2 separate regions of the Homo sapiens genome follow, and region 1 is linked to region 2. A link is a contact called in ENCODE Hi-C or POLR2A ChIA-PET data. All regions are on one chromosome and are shown on one strand. The core of a region is the stretch at or near the end of the contact, and the rest is flanking DNA. Distances in the headings are between cores, read along the strand shown. Region 1 has its middle 69 kb from the start of RASEF. Region 2 holds the start of RASEF (RAS and EF-hand domain containing).

What was found. A loop is a pair of places that touch in the nucleus more often than their neighbours do. ChIA-PET counts read pairs that join two places held with the same protein, here RNA polymerase II (POLR2A).
Region 1: a loop to region 2 is called in a map of Calu3, with 2.5 times the contacts of the local background. The contact joins the enhancer-like site here to the promoter of RASEF in region 2. A Hi-C loop is called at or near these places in 1 of 168 maps with a recorded cell type or tissue (Calu3). POLR2A ChIA-PET finds 5 or more read pairs at or near these places in 1 of 52 experiments (MCF 10A).

What each region holds. Positions count from the first base shown.
Region 1 is chr9:83,129,696-83,134,855 of GRCh38, reverse strand. It overlaps a transcript of RASEF not described here. Among named protein-coding and RNA genes, the nearest start is that of RASEF, 69 kb to the right of the region's middle. Within about 2 kb of position 1,940, at least 2 of the 41 ENCODE cell types and tissues checked have a DNase peak (open chromatin) inside an H3K27ac peak, as active enhancers do.
Region 2 is chr9:83,060,952-83,065,778 of GRCh38, reverse strand. It overlaps RASEF (RAS and EF-hand domain containing), which reads left to right and starts at 2,637. Exons shown (of 17, transcript NM_152573.4): 1 at 2,637-3,342. The coding sequence starts at 2,912.

The DNA.
Region 1 (5,160 bases), core at 691-3,190, 70 kb before region 2:
GTGTTTCTACATTTTGGCTGTTGTGAAAATACTGCTACGAGCATTTATGTACAAGTTTTTGTGTAGACATGTGTTTATTTTCAATTCTCTTGGGTGTACCCTTAGAAGTGGAATTGTTGGGTCATATGATAACTCCGTGTTTAATATTTTGAGGAACTGCTAGACTGTTTTCTAAAGCAGCTGGCACTAGTTTATGACCCCATTGTAGGTAGCTCTTACTTTCTTCTTTTGTTTACTTATTCTTCTGTAATGGACATATATTAATAATTAGAAAGAAGTAATTTTTTAAAATCTATGAGCTCCAATCTGTGGGTAACAAGCCTGGTGTAATGAGGTTTTATTTCATTTGGTACCAACTTTGTATTTAAACTGAACAAAGGCCCTATCTTATCTGATATATATATATGTGTGTGTGTGTGTGTGTGTGTGTGTGTGTGTGTGTGTGCGCTATTGTGATCAAAGAGGAACAAATTCTTTGTTGGGGGAAAGAATCTGTTCGCAATCAGTGTGATCAAATGAGAAAGCTCTTTGGTAAAAGGTGTGGACTAAGTGTTCTTCACAGGATTTTCTGGACAAGACATGAGTTTCTATCCCATGTATTCTCTGTTACACTTCTCTGTGAAAGTACAGTAAAACCACCTCTGCTAGTCAGGTGGCTGAGAGTAGGGAGGGAGAGAAGAGGGATCAGAAAGTCTGGATGTAAGTGGGAAAATTCCACTTCGGTACATTTGGTGTATACCTATGTATGTTAGTATTGATATCTGTACAGATATCTACATGTATGTCTATGTGTATACCCATACCTATATTGTTAATGTTGACTATCATAATTTGGACTAGTGCAGAATCCTGAAGTGATTTGCTTCGATAAGTAGATAAGTGTGATCTCTATGTAAGAGAATACCTGTGAATTGCATGGGGGAACTAAAATAAGCATTGGTTTCTTATTTGCCTTAATTACTGTGTATATGATGAATTGGTGGAACTCAATTTGTGTGAGTTTTAGAGCTCAGTAAGAGCACCATTCTGAGCCATATTGGAACCTCAGGGAAAGGGGAAAATCAGTATTATTGATAAATTTTTATTGAAAGTTTTGACCTTTTGTTAATCATAGATTTTGTTTGCATTATTTTGATTTTTAAAAACAATTGCACTAAATATTATTTAACTTGGTTACTGAGATTTTTGGTGTCCTTTTAAATTTTGCACTGATGGAGAGTGCCTCATTGTCTTCATCCCAGTCCTAGCTCTAACTTTGACTAGACTTTAGGTAAAGGGGCTAGAAAACAGAGTGGCATTTTATTTGTGGAGAAACTGAGTCATAGGTTAGATCATTCGACGTATTCATATAGTGACTAATTGGGAATCAGATGAGTAACTCCTCACTCCTGTTCTTTTATCAAATCAGTAAGTGATAATCCCTTGTTATATATTTACTAAGGTTTGACTCCTTTAGCTTAATTACCATTTCACATATTTGATTTTAAAAATGAACTATTTCTAAATTTTTCAATGTTGTCTCTTGTTTTTAAACAATTAAAAAGTGAGCAAAATTTTCCTAATCACTAGTGTTGGAGTCCTTTTCCTTGGTCTTCCAGGAGTTTCTGGACAGGAGAAGTACTCTATTTTAAAGCCAAGTAAGGAACTGATGCTACACTGGAGTGGAGTTTGCTGCATAATTCTTTCATTCCTCTCAAAGAGGTTAGGAACAAAATCTCTCTCTCTTTCTTTTTTTCTTAGAGCTTTTCAGTTTGAAAGTAAGATAGTCAGAAGAGCCAGAGGATTATGAAATTTCAGTGCATCGAAATGTTTGTTAAGCCCATTGGAAGAACAGTACATCCTGGAACTATTATTGGCAAAGCAAATAGTGAGTGGCATTCAGAGTTTATGCTGTTTGCTCTGTGATACTGCTGGTATGAGTTTATGTCACACACAGGAGTTACCAAGAGGTGGCTCTTTCTGGGCTGGGCAATAGCTGTTTGTTCTTCAATTTATTACCATGGTAAAGTAAAATCTTCATTATCTTTAGCTCAGATCACTGGAAAGAGAGAAATCTACAAATGAGAAGAGAGCATTAATTTAGCCCAGCATTTTCCAAAGTTATCCCTTGATAATAGCTATAGAAATAGTTGCTTGGGGAAATAAATTGGGAAATACTGCATACTAATGTCAGTCTTGAAGATGAACATGCTCATTAGCATATGAAAGCCTCTGAAAAAATCCTGAAGGGGAAAGCAAAAATCTATAGAGTTTGGTTTAACCTAGTTTTGCCCAAATTTTGTTATGAGACCTCTTAGTATTGCTGTGAAACTAATTGCCCTAAAACTTAGAGGCATAAGACAATAATCACTTAATATCACCTAGAGTGTCCATGGGTCAGGAATCTGGGAAGGATTCACCTGGGTGCTTCTTCTGGCTTAGGATGTTTCAAGCATTGTAGTTAGGAGATTAGGAGGTGGCTGTCCAAAATAACAAGTGGCAAAAACCACTGGAGACTTGCTGGTCATCTGTCTTCCTGCCATGTTAGAGCTTTTCCTTGTGGCTTCTCTATGTAGGCTAGATTGGGTTTCCTCACAGCATGGCTTTCTCCAGGTAAGACTATTACATGGTAGCTCCGAGTTCTGATGCCAGTATGGCAACTCACCAAGTAGAAGATGCCATGACTCTTATGACATAATCTTGGAAGTTATGCAGTGCTGCTTTCATTGTATTTTTTTTATTACAAGTGGTCACAAGCCCACCCAGGTTTAAGAACAGGGGAATTCAATTCTACATCTTGTTGAGGAAGTAGTAAAGTTCTAGAAGAACATGTAGGATGGGAAATAGTGTTGTTATTAATACCATCTTTGGAAAATGTGTTCTATCACCAAACCCTCTTTTTTAATTTAATATTGGTTCTATGAAACATACTTTGGGAATGTTGTTTTAGACCATTATTACCAGAGTTGTCTCCAGGTAGAAAGATGAACTGATCAAAAAAGATTTGTCTTTACAAATTCTGTAGACATCCTATATATATGCAAGCCACAAAGGGATGATTTGGGCTGACTATATTAAAAGGTACCATTATTTTAAATCTTATATAGCTTAGAGTATACCCATTTAGATGTTTAGTTTTCATGGATCAGAGAGAGTTAATGCTGTAACTCCTACATCAGTGCCAATGACTGTGTGGAGTCTTGGCATTTATATAGCTAGACTGGAAGAGATTTAAGAGATTTAGAAGTGATCCACTGCAATCCAGAATGGCCCTGGAAAATCTTTGCCGAGCGAGATCAGTCCTTATCAAATTGAATGGCTTCTTGGTAGTATAGCCACATTTTGAGACACTTATCAATAAGCTTTCTATTTTTGAGATTATGTTTCAGTGTGATGAGCTGTCTTCTAACCCTCTAGCTTTCATATGTTGAAAATCCAGTATACAGTTGTTAGAGGATACCTCCTGCTGGGTGACACTGTCCTCAAGTCTGCCTTTTGGATAAATTGTTTCCTTTCAATCCAACAATACCCCTCCTCTTCTCTAACAACCTATCTCATAATTTTTTTGCCCTCAGATGCAAAATAATTTATTTTCTCTGTTATTGGCATTTATGTAATGCCATGTACAATATTTGTTTCCTGTAACTTTTCTATAATTGCTTATTGGCCACATGACTGTTTTGTTCATTGAAAATATTTTATACATAGATGATCCTGTCATTTGTGAACAAATCCTGTTGTTTGAAGAAACGCCCTAGGGTCAGAGTTAGAAAGGACCCAGGAGATCACGTTGTCTGACTGTTTCACTTTTTTTTCACATGAGGAACTAGGAGCTAGAAGTAGAGTGTTACAGAAACATCACACTGCTAGCTAGTGTTAGAGCTAAAACCAGAACCTGAAGCTAAGGATGCCAGTCCAGGACACTTGTTCAGTGCCTTGCACATGGTAAGCCTTCAACAAATATTAGGTGACAAGATAATTTAGTCCCTTTTATTCTCGAATTGTCCTGCCAGCTTTGGAGGAACTAGGACAACCTGGGTATTTGCTCCTTTGTCAGTGTTTTGTAGCACTTATACACATTGCTCATCACCCTGTGTGTTTGTAAGCTGTCTGGGTTGGGTATTGGTTTCCTTTCATGAGGCTGTGAGTCACTGAAGACAAGAACATTATACTTGTTTCCTTGTATGCTGACTGCTTGGCTCAGTGCTTAACACGCAGCAGGTACTCAATAAGTATTGAACAAATGATTGATTGAATGAATGAATAAAAGCTAGTGTGTTGCTCCCATGTGAGTCAGATGGTTTCAATACTGTGTCAGTGTGGTATTTAACAATTGATTCTCAGGAGAAAATGTGGTTTATTCTGCTGAATAGAAAATTACACAAGATTTGTCCAAACCCATAGAATGTACAGCACCAAGAGTGAACCTTAATGTGAACTATGGACTTTGATGATAATGATGTGTCCATGTAGGTTCATTGCTTTTAACATATGTGCAGTTCTGATATGGGATGTTGATAATTGGGGAGGCTATGAACATGTGGGGGCTAAAGGTTTATGTAAAGTCTCTAGACCTTCCACCCACTCAATTTTGCTGTGAAACTAAAACAGCTCTAAAAAGATAAAGTCTTAAAAAAATTACACAAGGATAGATTACAAAGTATTTTAAAAGATGAGATTATCCAGAAAAGCCATTTAGGTATCTGAGATTCAGGGGTAAAATGGAAAATAGAAAGACTGACTTCAAGAATGTGAGCTCTAAAGAATGTCATCTCTGAGCATGGAACTCATATTGCTTTTCTTCACTTTGTACTACTGAGGCAACTGACTTTTCTGAGCCAAAATATACCAAGGCATTTGGTGACATTAAAGCATTTGGTCACACCATGCCTTGGAATCTCATGGATACAGCAGACATATACTGCAGAGTTTCCAGTCATTCCTATAACAAAATAAAATCTATTATGTACCTTAGGATGTATTGTTTCCTTGTGTTGCATATTTCTTTTAAGTCAACGTGTTTTGTTGGTTGTATGGTACTTAACTCAGAAATTAAAACCAGTGCTGTAGCCTTTGGCTCTCATCTGCAACCCTACTTGGAGAGTTCAGAGTGTGAGCAAATATCCAGGATTTGAGGAGGAAGGTATTGAACTGGGTAGAATTTTTCAGTGACTTCCGTGG
Region 2 (4,827 bases), core at 1,388-3,887:
TAAAGAGTAGAGAATGATAGAATAATTGGTGTTTGAGAAGGACTGTCCAGCTGTGGTTGTGCAGAATAAACAGGATGTTAGGACAAGAGCCTGGGAGAATATATTAGAGGCTGTCTCTTTACCTTAGGTATGGTATATTGTAACAGTAAGAGCCTCCAATGAAGTACATTTCTCTGTATCCCTGTTTTTTTTGTAGTCCCTTCCCACACTGACTTAGGGCTTGGCCATGTGACTTGCCAATGTGACTTGTCAATGGAATATCAGCAAATATGACATAAGCTAAAGCTTGAAGAGCACTTGTACACTGGGGCTTACTCGCTTGGAACATTGCCACCATGTGACAAAACTCATGCTAGCTTCCTGAAGACACATGGCCCAGCCAACAGCCAGCACCAGCTTCCAGAAAAATGAGTGAGACTCTATAACCATCCAGCCCCAGTTGAGTCAACAAGAAAACCACCTGAGAGATCCCAGGCAAGCCAGCAGACAAACCACCTAGCTGAGCCCTGCCCAAATTGATGATAATGGAATTATGAACAAATAAAATGGTAGCACTTTTAGATCACTACTGTTGTTATGCAGTGATAAATAACTGATATCGGAGGTCTGAAGTATATTAATATTGGTAGAAATAAGAATAAGAAAAATGCATGCACAAGACATTTGGAATAATTTGTGTGTTTTTTGTTTTTGTTTTGTGTTTTTTGTTTTGAGACATAGTCTTGCTCTGTTGCCCAGGCTGGAGTGCAGTGGCGCGATCTCGGCTCACTGCAACCTCTGCCTCTCAGGTTCGAGTGATTCTCCTGCCTCAGCTATCCAAGTAGCTGGGACTAAAGGTGCCCGCCACCACGCCCAGCTAATTTTTTGTATTTTTAGTAGAGACAGGCTTTCACCATGTTGGTCAGGCTGGTCTCGAACTCCTGACTTCAAGTGATCCACCCACCTCAGCCTCCCAAAGTGCTGGGATTACAGGCATGAGCCACTGTGCCAGGCCAATTCGTGTTTCTTGATGACTCTTCAATGAAGGGGCTTAGGGAAAGGGCAAAGCAGGTCACAGAACATAAGAATTCAGAAAAAATGAGCACAAAGGTCAGAGTAAAAATTCAGGAATAAAGTTGTGCAAGCAATCTTCAAAAAAGCACTTCTTCCTAAGCAGTTAAAAACATGAAAGCATCTATTTTTAAAGACATAGATATCCATTAGTTGCTAACAGTATAAATATAATAATAGTTCAAAGATTTAGTTTAATAAGTATATTTGTAAAGCTTTAAAGGCATTACCAAGCCAGCTACTTTTAAATTCATATGGAAAAATCAATCTTTAGAATAAACAGGAAAGCACATAAGCTCAAAATCAATAACAACTTACATTGCACTAATGATAAGATTCATTGTATTAGCTGTCCAACTGTATACAACTATATTCACTTAGCAATTAGGTTGCTAAGACCAGGACTTCTAATGGAATGCCTCTCATAATTTACCAGTTAAATTTTCAGATGGGGGTTATCAGTAGTAGTTACAGTTTAATAGAAGCTGTTAGTGTTGACCATGTTTATTGTACAATTCAAGAGGAAATAGTTCCCCAGATGTTTAGCACTTAGCTTTATGTTTAAGAACACTAGCCTAGTAGGAACGTGTCAGTAATATCCCTTACTTAATGATCACATTTTTAAAAAATCAAAGTAATAAACGATAAAGAGAATCCAGAATGAGATAAAAGAAAAATACAGAGTCAGAAAGTCTAAAATGTGGAGGAAATGGATAATGTAAATAAAGTAAAAATGAGCCAAATATATCTTCACAGGCTATGAGAATCGCCTAAAGGCACGGTTACATAAGCCGTATGACAGACTGAGGGTCTCCTGGAAAAGGATGGAAAAAGTGTTTAAAAGGATCAAAATGGGTGGATTTTAAAGATCTCATATCCATTAAGCAGTGTTAAAGAAACAATAGTATTGTCGAAAAAAGTGTTTAAAACCAAAGGGTAACCTACCTTTGGATATGTAATTTCCATAAAGTTTGTTTAAGTAAAAAAACCTACAAAACGACCTCAGTCTTTGTTTAAACAATGCTGTCTGCCAAACGATTTTGTTTATCAAATTTTTTCTCAGGTTTTGGAGACAAGGATTGAGAAAAAATGTGGAATTGGAGATCTGGAAGATCTGTGTTTAAGCAGTGGGACCTTAACGTTAGACGCACAAAAATGCGTTAACGAAAGCCAGTAAAATTGAGAATGGGGTCTTCTGGTAAATCTTGTACTTTGGTTTGTAAGAAACTTCTATATAAAGAAGTTTATCAAGTTTCGGGAGTAAGATAATAAAATGCACTTAACCCATTCGGAATCCTACCCCTACCTACCTTACCTCTGTGCGGTTAGCTTCTGACGCGCGCGCCAGCACGTTCTGTGGAGAAGCGGAGCGCTGGGCTCTACCTGAGCAGCGCTTACGCCGAAGGGCAATGCTCCCCCCGAATCCCAGTTCCGGCCAGCCAGGTCTCCCCCACCTGCGCGGCAAGCAGCGGTGGACTCCGGGGCGTGGGAACTGGAGAAGCGGTGGCGCGCGCTCCTCCTCCCTGGCTGGGCGGAGCTGCACCCGCCGGGAAAGTGGCGAGAGCCACCTCGGCGCTTGGGCGCTCAGTCGCAGGAGGCGCTCCTTGGCGGTGCCTGGAGCCCGGGCGCACCCCACCGCTCCCGGGACCTGTTGGGGGCTGGCCCGAACCGTCGTCGAAGGGAGCCGCTCGGCCACCCCCGACGTTCCTCGCCCCGCCCGACGTTCCCTCAAGTGGCCGAACCAGCCGGACGAGCCAAACTCGCCGGGCCTCCCGGCGGCAGCAGGTGGCCCCGTCCTTCCAGGGAGGGCCCTGCGCCCCGCGGCGCTCCGGAGCCCTCTCGGCCGCCCCCGCCAGGCGGGATGGAGGCGGATGGGGACGGAGAGGAGCTGGCCCGGCTGCGCTCAGTCTTCGCCGCCTGCGACGCGAACCGCTCGGGGCGCCTGGAGCGCGAGGAGTTCCGGGCACTGTGCACGGAGCTGCGGGTGCGGCCGGCCGACGCCGAGGCAGTATTCCAGCGGCTGGACGCCGACCGTGACGGCGCCATCACCTTCCAGGAGTTCGCGCGTGGCTTCCTCGGGTCCCTCCGCGGGGGGCGGCGCCGGGACTGGGGTCCTCTGGATCCCGCGCCCGCCGTGTCTGAGGCGGGGCCGGAGACACACGACAGCGAGGAGGACGAAGGCGACGAGGACGCGGCGGCGGCGCTGGCCACCTCGTGCGGCCCGGCGAGTCCCGGCCGGGCTTGGCAGGATTTCCAGGCGCGACTTGGGGACGAAGCCAAGTTCATTCCCAGGTGCGAGTGTGAGCTGGGGGCGGGAGGTTATTCTGGCGCTTCCTGCTTGCTTCTTCCCACTTACTTGCAGGTGTGCAGACCCAATGGCCCCCCCCCCTAGTCTTCTCTGTGAGTTGCTTGTCTTCCTTCACCTACTCGCTTTGACTTTTCCAAGATCCGCTAGAGTTAAGAAAAAGGAGTCAGAGAGTCAGCGTTTGGGGAGAAAGTTTTACGTGCTGAATCCTGAGCCTGCAAAGGGCGGCGTGTTCATTACAGGAGCTCTCCTGAAATCTGCAGCTGCTGGCGCCCCGCGCGAGTTTAGGCGCGCGCGCCACATCTCACCGCGTCCTGGTTACGTCACCTTCTACCCCAGGCCTTAGGCTCTCACCCCAGGGCTGGGGCCCGGGCTGTTTGCCAATTTGGCGTCCTCTGTAATAGTTTTCTGATTTGTCGTTTTCCTAAGACTATAGAAAAGGAAACTTTGTTGGGCTTTTACATTGCTGGACACAAATATTGATTGATGTACCTGCTAGGCATTTTACAGAGTTCACGCATTTAATTTTCATAACATCCCTAGAAGGTAGGCTAGCTTATTTCTGAACTTAGACCTAGAAATTAGACAGACGTTAAGGGACTTGCCCAGTTAAACAGCAGAGATTTGACCCAAATTTTGTGAACTGAAAAACTCACTTTTTATGTGACGGAATAAAATGATAAAATGACACAGTATATTCTCTGCTCTTACTGCTCTGACAGAAATAACGTGTCAAGTCACGGACTTAATTATCAGGAGGTAAGGGGATGCCTGCAGGTGGGATTTCAGGGCCTGGAGGGAGAGAGGCTCAGATTTTCTTTTTGAGTTTCGTTTGCATTTGTCCATGCCTTGGTGTGGTGGGTGTCTCCAGCTGCTATTTTTCACTTCATGCCCCAGCGATACACACATTTCAGTGCTGTTAAGTGTTTTTCTGCTTTATGTTTGGATTTTAGCTGAAATTTTGCTGAGCTCTGGCTGTCGTTATTAAGACGCTCTGAAAGGCATCATTTTGGTTGGCAGTTTGCACATCTGAGACAGAACATTGAAAAGGAAGTATCCCTGGAAGGTTGTCAGTGTGCTTGTTCATTGGAAGCCCTCACTTCCTTCTCCTCCCAACTTCTCCCTCCAGCTTGGAAAGTAAGGGGAATATTGGGCATGGAGAGTGACTCACTGCCATAGAAGGGTTGTGTAGAGAAAGTGGGTGTGTAACGATCTTTTCTGTTATTTACAAATGAGTTACTCCCCAACCAGGGAAGTAGCAAAATTTAAACACTGCTACAACCTATACTCTTTATTTGAGTCATCTTTCATCTGTAACTTAGTTTGGGTGCAGCTAGTTAAAAAAAGTAAGAATTTTAGGAATGAGGCAGGGTGAGTCCACATCATATTGGATATGATGTATGCATACATGTGGATCTGTTTTTCACAGTTGTCTAGTCTCAGCAACAAATATTTCACACACAACCTTAAAT